Linked DNA regions of Homo sapiens: region 1 is linked to region 2. The links are chromatin contacts, found by Hi-C or POLR2A ChIA-PET in ENCODE. All regions are on one chromosome and are shown on one strand. Each heading gives the region's core, a stretch centred on a gene start or an enhancer-like site at or near the end of the contact. The rest is flanking DNA. Distances are from core to core; before and after follow the strand shown. Region 1 holds the start of CAMK2G (calcium/calmodulin dependent protein kinase II gamma). Region 2 holds the start of SYNPO2L-AS1 (SYNPO2L antisense RNA 1).

Region 1 (5,697 bases), core at 931-3,430, 220 kb before region 2:
CCCCACACTGGGACTTGGGACCTGGCTCTCACCCAGGTGCTTTGAGATAGGAAGTGGCCTTACTCTCCACTTTACCTCCTGTTGCCCTGGGGAGGGGTAGGGCATGGTGCTCTGGCACTGCTACCCTTTCCCTTGGCCCTCTCTACCCTTCTCCCAAGAGAACTGCTAATGCTTTTCCTTTAGGGCTTCATGCCCTCCCATTCCCTAATCACCCCTACTGGGCAGTCTGGTTCCCAAAGCAGCTCTCAGGGCTGTTGGGTCAGGACAGGAGGGGAGCACTCCTGGAGAGCTCTGCCCCACCCACCCCTCAGGGAGGCAGCTTGGGAGGCTGGGACACCTCTCAGCCCCCTCCTCTGGCAGAGCGAGCCTGCTGGCGAGGGAGACCCGACTCCCAGTGGGCGTCCTGCTGTAATCAAGACTGAGTGGCAGCCTCTGGCTGAGCTCCACCCTGCCCAGTTGGGGCTGGCCTCAGCCTCAGGGGACAGCTGCCCAGGCAGGTCAGGAACCTGCCCAGCCTGTTTGTCCCCCATCAAGACAGTTATGTGCCTCTGTCCCACCAACTTGTGATGGTGGGGACAGGAGAAGGGATGGTATCTCCCTCTGCCATCCCACAAATATTTACTGAGGGTCAGGGGCTGAGTGTACAATGGTGAACAAAAGGTGCAGAGGCCCCGCTTTATTGGAGCCTACAATTCAGCGGGAAGCTAGTTTTTGTATTTTTAGTAGAGACAGGATTTCACCATGTTGGCCAGGCTGGTCTCGAACTCCTGACCTCATGATCCACCCGCCTCAGCCTCCCAAAGTGCTGGGATTACAGGTATGAGCCACCACGCCCGGCCCAGCAAATGTAGTTCTAATTAGGCACCAAGTACTATTCTAAGTGCCTTAGACCATTTAATGCTGACAGGCCTATGAGGTAGGTAATATTATTGTTCCCAGCCGGGCGAGGTGGCTCATGAAGCCACCTCTGTACTACATACATACTTCATTACTTCATGTATGTACTACATACATACTTCATTACTACAACATAATGAAGCCCCGTCTGTACTAAAAATACAAAAAAATTAGCCGAGCGTGGTGGCGCGCGCCCATAATCCCAGCTACTCGGGAGGCTGAGGCAGGAGAATCGCTTGAACCCAGGAGGTGGAGGCTGCAGTGAGCCAAGATCGCACCACTGCACTCCAGCCCGGGCAACAGCGCAAGACTCCGTCTCAAAAAAAAGATTCAGTGACTTACCCCAGGTCACAGAGCTGATCAGTGAGTTGCCTAGAAATCCAATCCAGGCAGTTTGATGCAAGTTCACGCTTAGACAGCTATGAGATAGCTCTACTGCCCCTTATACCAGTCAATGCATCACTACAAAATGTGGTAGGTGCCAGAAAATAAAAGTACGAGGGTGCCTTGCAAGAAAATGGGGATTTCCCCTTTCTTCCACTTTCTCTTCTAGCCCCCACTGCACAAAGCCTTTTCAAGTCTTCCTACTTCACCCCTTTCATTTCTGGCCGGATAGAGAATACTCTTTCATCTCTGCAGTTATGGTGCAGGAAGGCAGAGTCCTACCTGTATCCTTGCCCCTGGCCTGGTCTCCCTGATCAACCCGCGCCTGAAGGGTTTCTTTCTAATAATGGCCCTGGTGCTTGCGCAAGTCTAGACTGTCAGCTCCCAGAGGGAAGGCGGCTGGCAGCTGGCTCTGCGCAGGCTGGGGGCGCCTCCCGGGCGTGCAGCCTGGCACAGGCTCCTTGACCTTGGCTCTCTCCCCACGTGCTAGGAGCCCGGTTGGGGGCTCGGGACCCGCGTGTAGGACCCGTCCAGAGAGGTCAGTGGTCCAGACTCCTACACTCCTAACACATGCACCCTCGCATGCACGTTCCCGAGCCCGCGCGGGGTCCGCCCCGGGACAAGCCCATAAGTCGCGAACCTTCCAGCTCCGTCTGCCCAGACAGGTGGCCCGGAGCGGGGACCCCCTCCCCTCGGCTGCCCCGCGCGCCTGGCCCAGCGAGGGCGGCTCCGGGGCGGGGCGGGGCCGGCGGCGGGAGGCCCCTCCCCGGGGGCGGGCCGGGGGCCGGGCGGGGGGGGGGACTGGCGGGGCCTGGGGGCGGGGCGGGGCGGGCGGCGCGGGGGTGTCCCTCCCTCCCTCGCTCTCCCCGGTAAAGTCTCGCGGTGCTGCCGGGCTCAGCCCCGTCTCCTCCTCTTGCTCCCTCGGCCGGGCGGCGGTGACTGTGCACCGACGTCGGCGCGGGCTGCACCGCCGCGTCCGCCCGCCCGCCAGCATGGCCACCACCGCCACCTGCACCCGTTTCACCGACGACTACCAGCTCTTCGAGGAGCTTGGCAAGTACGGCCCGCCCGCCGCGGTCCCCTGCCTGCCCTGCCGCCCGGGAGCTATGCGGCTTCTCGCCCCGCCCCCCGGCCCTGCACCGGCCGCTGCGGCTCCCCCTCGGCCGCCCCACCCCCGCCTTTCCCGCCCGCCGCCTTCGGTCCCCGCGCCCCCCGCGCACTGCCCCGCATCCCCCTCCGCGCCCTGCAGCAACTGGCGGGGCCGCTGCTCCCCACGCGCCGCCGCGGACACCGCAGACCCCGGACCGCTCCCGGGTGCCCTCCAGCCCCGCCCCTCCGCACCCTTCAGGCGCCCCCCTCCCGACCACCTCCCAACGCTGCCCGGTTGCTCACTCCGCACCCTGAACCCAGGTCCCACGCGCCTCGCACTCAGGACCCTCCCCAGCCCTGCAGCCCTAGCTCTGCTGCGGAGCCCGGGCGTGGGGGGGCTGTTTGGCGCCCGGCCCCGCCCCCCGCGGGTGCCGCTCCAGGCTCCCAGCCCCGCGGCTGGGCAGTGCTGCGGCACCCCCGTCCCCTCCCCCCACCCCTGCAGTGGTCCCGGGAGCCGCGCCGCAGCCTCAGCATCCCCCTCCCCTCCGCACTGAGCTGGCCGCTGCAGCAGCCCCGGCCCCCCACCCCCACCCGCGGCGCCGAGCCCGGCCACTGCAGCCCCCGCCCCGCCCGCCCCCCCAGACGTTTCCAGAGCTCAGAGTGCGAGCTCCCGTTTGACGGGGACGTCAAGGAAAATAGCATGGGAAGGGGAGTTCTTGATGTCTGACTGTGTCCTCTCTTCCCTTGCTGTCAGTTGAGCCGGGATGCAGTGAGATGAAACCGGCTGTGGGGGGGTTTGAGCCTCACTTTGCCCCATGGTTGAGGGAGATTTCTCTTTCAGGGGATGATACCCTCTTTTTAATCTTTCCTTCCCCGACCTTCAACTGTTCCTGCTGAGAGAAGGGCAGGGTCTCTCTGCTCCCTTCTGCCCTGGTTCTCTTGGCCGGGACCGCAGGGCTGTCTGAGATGCAGCAGGTGTGTGTTTTCAGCATCGCCCACCCGCTCCTGATGTGCAGCCTGAGGTGGAGGCTGTTGCCTTGCCCAGGGACTGGATGAGGGGGTGGGAGCGCGGCACGCCACCCACATCTGTTCAGTGTCCTGCGGTGGCCGCGTCCTTTTGCCTCATGTTGGATGGTGGTGGTCACAGCGCCGGTGTGTGTGCATGTACGTGAGTGTGACTAGAGGTCTGGTGGTGGGAGCATCATCGTCCCCAGACTTGAAGTGTGTCTGTGTCACTCTGCCCTGCTCCGTGTCCCAGTTCTTTTCCCCTTCTCCCTCCAGGGGTGCTTTCTCTGTGGTCCGCAGGTGTGTGAAGAAAACCTCCACGCAGGAGTACGCAGCAAAAATCATCAATACCAAGAAGTTGTCTGCCCGGGGTGAGTGTTCCCTGTCTTGACCTCTTCCTGAGGGTGCCTCCAGGGGCCATGGTTTCTTTTGAGGAAGCCCCAGGAATTGGGGGTTGTGCGTTTTAGCACTTGGAGAGGAGTTGGAATTTCAGACTGGTTGGACTTTGTGTCAGGCTGAAGCCAGAAAAGGAGTTGCATGGGGGACTGGAAGCGCCCAGGTACAAAAGAATGAAGGAAGAGATGCAAGTAGCTGCAGTGGCCCCCAAAGGCTCAAGGGAGTTCGGTCTTCAGGGAGGTGGAGGATATGGGGGTAGTGGGTGGTACAGAATGGGGAGCTCTTAATTTGGGGCATTTGGAGCCTCTCCCTTTGGGGCAGTGGTGGCTACTGCAGGCCTTTCCTGGTCCCTGTGCCCCAGTGGTGACTTAGGATGGAAATGCAGTAAGTGAGCAGCTCTGACAAAGCCAGCCTCCCCTGCCCACCAGGCGGCAGAACAGACTCCCAAGGGAAGGGAATCTGTAAACATCAGGGGAGGCTGCTACTGGCGAGGGCTTCTCAGGAACAAATTCTGCCAGATGAACTTGATTGCTTTTTTGATCAAATTACAAAGTTGGTGGTGCAGCAGCAGATGTAGTCTGTCCTGGGTGGAGGGTGATGCCTCATGGTCTAGAAATCCCAAAGGCCCGGTTTGGGCAGGAACTGCACTGCCTCCGAGTCTGAGGAGCATAAAGGCCAAGGCCTTGGGGCCTCACTTGCGAGATCCTCCCAAGTACCTGAGGCTTGGAGGGTCAGGGCCTGTCTTTCACACCTTGAACCTACACTCTCTGAACTTCCTATTGGGTACTTGCCAAACTCACCTCATCTGATAGGTGTAGACCCAGCAATGTGTGAAGTGCTCTGGGAACAGGTCTGGTGAGTACAGAGGTCAGATCTCGGAGGGCTGCAGGGTGCAGCTGGGGGACAAAGGTTGTGAAACTCAGAGAAAGGAATTAGGGCTGGGCAGTAGGATGCCATAAATATATTAGGAGCCAGGACACATGCCCTGGGGAAGACATGGGCTTTGGCCAATAATGACACGGGTTTCTCTGGGATAAGAGACATAATAGATGTCCCAAATGCTTAGAGAAGCTCTACAATTCCACGGGCTTCTGTCGTGTTGGCAGTTGTTCTGGGACCTGTTTAGCAGGGCCGTGTCCACTCCCTGACTGGGGACTCTCTCTCCATCCCTCTAGTAGGGCACTAATTGCTGACTCCCATCCAGCTCCATCTCTTGCTGTTCGTGTACATTGCCTATAAAGTTGGACTTGTTTGTTTTCTTTCTCTCTGGGTACCTTGAGTCTGAGGATGGTTGCCATAGAGATATGTGGGCAGTCAGATACCCTGGAGTGGGGGTGGGGGGGACAACAGGGGCTGGGCTCTCTGGCAGACATCCTCTGGCCAAGGATGGAAGGTGCAGGCAGGAACAATGGCTTGAGGCTGGATACCTCTCTTGCCCACACAGCAGAGCCCTGGTGCATCAGAAACAGGGCTGGCATCTGGTGTCTCCAGTTGATGATGCAATGCTTTGCTCTCTTCATCTCACCAGTGTCCTCTGACCCATGGGTAAGAGAAGGAGAGATGGCTGGGAGCCGAATTCTGGGATGTGAGGATAGGTGATGTGGTGACTTCCTGCAGCTGCCTGACTGGGGCTTTCATTTCCTACTCCTTCCCTACCTGCGTAAATTTCCATGACCTGTGTGATAGCCTCCCTTTCCCTTCCTCACCTCCTTTTAACCTTGTCCCATCTTTCCCAATGGATATCTTTCCCTGGCCAAACTGGATGAGACTTGATTTCTCGTTGATTTTTTTTTTTTTCCCCTCAAGAAGAGGATTCTTGTGTAAAAGTATATGCTTCAGACAGCAACTCCCCCTCTCCCAAGATGGATATGCCAAGACTGGGCTCTGTTGTGTGGCCTCATGTGCCAGGTTGACTTTGGGACAGAG
Region 2 (5,843 bases), core at 111-2,610:
CCCAGCCCTACCCTGCCTCACCCTGCCCTGCCCATGCCTTCAGTGCTCTTTCCCTAGGTCAGATCCTTTCTCTCACTAGGCAAGACTTTTTTAGGTGCTAGGAGGGTTATGGCAAGATCTGGCCTCACAGATGAAGTCATTATCCTTTTGGTTTCACCCTACAGGCTTAGTTTTCCGAACTGTAAAATGTGGGTAATAATAGTACCTGTACCTACTTCATGGAACCATTCTAAGGATTAAATGCAATAATACATGTAGCACAGTGCCCAACACTTAGTAAGAACTCAATAAATGGTAGCCACTACTACTATTATTACTTTGGCATATATACATTTGTGTGTATACATGGCACACATATACCCAAATAATCACAATCTCCCAGAATACCGCTGGACTCCCTCCAACCTGGAGTACTGTTCTAAAATCTTGACTGTGTAATGGCGCCTGGGGTTACAAGGCCTAGTAGAGAATTACCAGCCAATATAGATATTGCCCTTGGAGAAAAAGCTTGTGGAGATAATCACCATTTCTTTCCGTTTTTTTTCTTTTCTTTTTTTTTGCGACAGAGTCTTACTCTGTTGCCCAGGCTGGAGTGCAGTGACATGATGGCTCACTGCAACCTCTGCTTCCTGGGTTCAAGCAATTCTCCTGCCTCAGCCTCCCAAGTATCTGGGATTACAGGCGCACACCACCACGGCCAGCTGATTTTTGTACTTTTAGTAGAGACAGCGTTTCACCCATTGGCCAGGCTGGTCTCAAACTCCTGATCTCAAGTGATCCACCCACCTAGGCCTCCCAAAGCACTGGGCTTACAGGCGTGAGCCACTGCACCCAGCCAATAACCACCATTTCTAGTTACCTACCCCATGCAGTTCTTCCCAAGCCTCTTTCATTCAATGGTTACCCTATTTCCCACCATATGATGTATTTCTTTCTCCAGTCTGTATACTTTCTTCCCTCTAGACAGGCCACTTCAACTGCAGCCACTTCCATGCATCTCCCCACCCTTCTTACCCTGCAAAGTAAAATCCCCTCCTGTGGGTCCTTCCCATCTTTTCCTTTCATTCTATTCCCTTTGGAGCCCCCTCTTACCTACAGTGTCTCCTTCAACATCTCAGATTCGAAGACGGAGCCAGGCTGGCAGAGCAGGACTCCGAGAGAGGGACCAGCTCTTGGCAATCAATGGGGTCTCTTGCACCAACCTCTCCCATGCCAGTGCCATGAGCCTCATCGATGCCTCAGGAAATCAGCTTGTCCTCACTGTGCAGCGGTATGGACCTCTCTCCTCTTCTCTTCCCCTAATCCAGGGCTCCCATTGCCTGTCTCAGCTCTATGTCTCACTGGCCTGGCTTTAGCAACTAACAGGTACCTATTTCTGCTCGTGCGTTTCTGCTGGAGTGCAGATGGTTTGTGTCTGCCTCCCAGAGGGCTTGAATGTATCTGCAATTAAGGGATGGGGATGTCAGTGGGTATTTGACTGATGAGCCTACTTCAACCCCTGGCCTGTTTCCTCCTCATTACATCTTCCTCTAAGCCTATTTCCACTCACAGCCCTTCAAGCACATTTGCCTCCCAGTTTGTCTTCATATCTCCACTCTTCCCGGCCCACCCATTCCAACTGTATGACAGCCTTCTCTCTCCCTTACCTCTTCCCTCCCCCTTACCTCTTCCCTCCATCCCTTCCAGATCTCTCTAGCTGTCAGTACCCAGCCCATCTCTCAAGCTCTGTCATCTTTCCTATCCAGGTTAGCAGACGAGGGTCCTGTGCAATCTCCATCTCCCCATGAGCTTCAGGTGCTGTCACCCTTATCTCCACTAAGTCCTGAGCCCCCTGGTGCTCCAGTTCCTCAGCCTCTTCAGCCTGGGAGCCTTCGTTCACCTCCTGATAGTGAGGCTTACTACGGAGAGACTGACAGTGATGCTGATGGCCCTGCCACCCAGGAGAAGCCCCGTCGACCTCGCCGCCGAGGCCCCACAAGGCCCACCCCTCCGGGTGCCCCACCTGATGAGGTCTACCTGTCTGACAGCCCTGCAGAGCCAGCACCTACTATCCCTGGCCCTCCCAGCCAGGGTGACAGCCGTGTGAGCTCCCCGTCTTGGGAGGATGGGGCAGCCCTTCAGCCACCCCCAGCTGAGGCTCTGCTGTTACCCCATGGCCCCCTCCGACCTGGTCCTCATCTCATCCCTATGGTGGGGCCTGTTCCCCACCCAGTGGCAGAAGATCTTACTACCACCTACACCCAGAAGGCCAAGCAAGCCAGTGAGTGCCTGAACCCCTTTTCCCCAGCCAGGATCCTTCAATCTGAGCCTTAAATCCAGCCTTCTATAGCCGTACATTCTCCCTACCTTGGGACCCTTGGATACAGTCTTGGGGACAGGAGGGGTAATGAGTAGAAGGGGAGCATAATTATTCTCATGGCCACCATTATTTTTGCTGTTTGAACCAATGTGGCAAAAGGGTAAGGTGATTCAGTTCAACCCAGGAACAGGGTAAGTAGGGAAATTGGAAAGGGACACAAATAGATGAAGGGTTTGGTGGTGGTGATAATTGTTATTGTGTGTCATGATTGGGTGAAAGCAGAGTACAGACACAGGACAGGGGAGTATTTAAAAGCAGGTTGAAGGCGGGGCAAGGTGGCTCATACCTGTAATCCAAGCACTTTGGGAGGCTGAGGTGGGAGGATAGCATGAACGCAGGATTTTTGTTTTGTTTTGTTTTTTGTTTTTTTGAGATGGAGTTTGGCTCTTGTGCCTAGGCTGGAATGCAATGGCGTGATCTTGGCTCATTGCAACCTCCGCCTCCCGGGTTCAAGCGATTCTCCAGCCTCTGCCTCCCGAGTAGCTGGGATTATAGGCACCCGCCACCACACCTGGCTAATTTTTTGTATTTTTAGTAGAGATGGGGTTTCACCATACTGGTCAGGCTGGTCTCGAACTCCTGACCTCAGGTGATATGCCTACCTCGGCCTCCCAAAGTGCTGGGATTACAGGCGTGAGCCACCATGCCCGGCAGAAGCCAGGAGTTTGAGACCAGCCTGGACAACATCGTGAGACTTCGTCTCCAGTAAAAATTTTAAAATTAGCCAAACACTGTGGCACATGTCTATGGTCCCAGCTACTTGGGAGGCTGAGGCAAGAGGATTGCTTGAGCCTGAGAGGTTTGGGCTGCAGTGAGCCATGTTTGCGCCACTGCACTCCAGCGTGAGCAACAGACCAAGACCCTGTCTTAAAAATAAATAAATAAATAAATAATAAAAATTAATAAATAAAAGTGGGTCAAAGCTACAGGGGTTCTTTTTTTTTTCTGGTTTTTTTTTTTTTTTTTTTTTTTTGAGATAGAGTCTTGCACTGTCACCCGGGCTGGAGTGCAATCTTGGTTCACTGCACCCTCCACCTCCTGGGTTCAAGCAATTCTCCTGCCTCAGCCTCCCGAGTAGCTGGGATTACAGGTGCCCGCCACTACACCTGGCTAATTTTTTGTATTTTTAGTAGAGACGGCGTTTCACTATGTTGGCCAGGCTGGTCTCGAACTCCTGACCTTGTGATCCACCCGCCTCGGCCTCCCAAAGTGCTGGGATTGCAGGCGTGAGCCATTGGCCAAAGGATTCTTTATAGTATTAATAGCAGGCACCTTTGACATTTGCAAGTTCAGTTCGGATTCCTGGGGACTGAGAGGCTATGGGATGATCATGAGATCCCGAGGAAGTGGCAGAGGGAGGGAGCTTTGGCTCCTTATCTCAGGCAAGAATGTTGGCCTGGGCAGAAAAAGCCCATTCCACTTATCTCAGGCTTTGCTATTTTTGATGTGAGCTACAGAACAAGGTCTAAGGGTAAACGTTCTCCCTGCTCTATGCCTCCCGTGCTTTCCCACAGAGACCGTTCTTGTTACCTCCAAAATCTCATGATTCCCCCTCTAGTTATATTTCTTCCCTCTCCTCCACCATTTTGATTCCTGATCTATAGAACTTTGTGTCTCTCAGTTTGGAGTGGAGGCTAAGGACATGAGAGTTGAGAGTCTGACATCCCTGAGTGTCCAATATCCCAGGAATTCCAGATGCGTGCCTAGGATCCTATGCTTTCCTCAATTCTCCACTTATCTCCCCCTCCCTTCCCATAATGCTGGATGAGACTGTAGCTACTGGCTCAGAGATATTTTTAGTCAAGCAGACCTCATTGTCTACTGGGGTGGGGTTGGGGGAAGGGAAGGCAGGTGCCCACATCCATCACACCGGCACTTGTGGGGCAGCCCAGAGAAGGGAGAGGGCCAGGCTCCAAAAATAGCACAGTGAGCTCATTCAGCTGCCAGCTCTGGGGACAAGACAAAGGGGCTTTAAAAGGCGTGGGGGGTGGCTCAAGCTGGTCCTGCTCCAGCCAACACCGCCTTTCTCAGCATGGAGACCTTTGAGCCCATCAGCCAAGAGCCCCTCAGCCAAGCCAGCTATGACAAAGCCCCAGACCCAGTTCCTGAGCTCCAAGACTCGTTCTATGCAGGTACTACCCTCCCATATCTATGAGAGTCTGGGGTCTAGAATGGAGGGGAAGATGTCAATAGTTTAGGAAGGGTAGTCTTTGGGAAAGGTCTTACTCTCTTGTTCCTTTTTGCTGTCCTCTTCCTCCTTTTCTCAGGAGAGTTTCACTGCCCCTTTCTCAGTGATGCTGTGGTCACATGTCAAAGGGGTTTCTGACCACAAGAGCTGTAGAAAACTCATGGGAACAGAGCGTGTGTGAGTACATTATGAATACATGAAGGCATGTATGTGTGAGTCATGGGAGAAGATATGTGTGAACAAGAAAGTATCCATATATATCAAGAAAGTATAGTGTCAAGAAGACTTCAATAGTAATGGTTATAGTGGGCCTTCACACTGTGTTAAGTGCTAAATTTACTATATTATCTCAGTTAATCCTTATAGCAATCCTATGAGGTAGCCATTGTCTACCCTCATTTACAGATGAGGAAACCGAACTTTAATGAGGTGAGGTAACTATCCCAGAAACCAAAAACCTGAACTGAACTCTGACTCTAGGGCCTGTTGTCTCATCCATACCACTATTCTGTGGTATAAACACTGGGATGAGAGGAATGACAAAAATGAAAAAGTTCCATCTACTTTCCACTCAAGATACCACGCTCATTACAAAGGAGCTCATTACAAAGCTCATTACAAAGGAGCTCATTACAAAGGAGCATGGTACCTTGAGTGGAAAGTAGATGGAATCTCAATAATTTTTCAGGAGGAACTGGGGACCATGGACCAGAGAGTATCCATGTGCAAGGCGGGGTCCTCGCAGCAGGGTAGCCCTCCCATTTCCTGGCCCCACCTACCCAGGCCCCACATGGCATGGAAAGCCCTGCCCTGGTTCCCTTTAGCACATAGTCTTTGTGTGCCTGGCTGGCAGTGGCTGCCTGAGCTCTCTACGTAGAGACAGTTCTGACCCCTGAAGAAGCCCACCCCACTACCATCCCCAGCTTGGGGTAAATAATATATTTAGCTGGCGACCTTGAGGTATCCTAAAGATTTGGAGTGTTGCCTTGGAGAACAACACTCTAACTTTTCCTGCATCTTGGATGGAGACTACCCCTGACTGTGAGTAGCAGGGGTGTGAAGCCCAGAGGACTGCCCTGGCAGTTGGAAGGCCGAGATCAACTTTAACTTCTGTCTAAACTGTTAGTAACAGGGTCTCTGCAGGGAGGTCTCTGGGAAGAAGGGCCACCTAGAGCATGTAGGTGTGTGAATGTATTTGAGTGATGGTGTTTTGATGTGCACACATGTGTATTTACATAAGTGTATGTGAATGGAGCTGTATGTAAGCTGGGGTATATGTGAATGAGAGAGAAAAGT

Evidence for each region. Hi-C counts contacts between places; a loop is a spot of excess contacts on that map. ChIA-PET counts read pairs that join two places held with the same protein, here RNA polymerase II (POLR2A). Pooled maps may share reads with other maps.
Region 1: a loop to region 2 is called in a map of PC-9, with 10 times the contacts of the local background. The contact joins the promoter of CAMK2G here to the promoter of SYNPO2L-AS1 in region 2. A Hi-C loop is called at or near these places in 3 of 168 maps with a recorded cell type or tissue (K562, PC-3 and PC-9), 6 of 37 single-sample maps with no recorded cell type and 15 of 50 pooled maps. POLR2A ChIA-PET finds 5 or more read pairs at or near these places in 2 of 52 experiments (BJ and K562).

What each region holds. Positions count from the first base shown.
Region 1 is chr10:73,871,038-73,876,734 of GRCh38, reverse strand. CAMK2G (calcium/calmodulin dependent protein kinase II gamma) reads left to right here and starts at 2,180. Exons shown (of 23, transcript NM_001367534.1): 1 at 2,180-2,338; 2 at 3,652-3,746. The coding sequence starts at 2,274. RefSeq lists an enhancer at 1,458-1,567 and silencers at 1,788-2,067, 2,078-2,237, 2,298-2,467, 2,728-2,787.
Region 2 is chr10:73,649,556-73,655,398 of GRCh38, reverse strand. SYNPO2L-AS1 (SYNPO2L antisense RNA 1) reads right to left here and starts at 1,360. Exons shown (of 3, transcript NR_187519.1): 1 at 1,093-1,360. It overlaps SYNPO2L (synaptopodin 2 like), which reads left to right. Exons shown (of 4, transcript NM_001114133.3): 2 at 1,119-1,270; 3 at 1,746-2,260. RefSeq lists an enhancer at 4,783-4,852.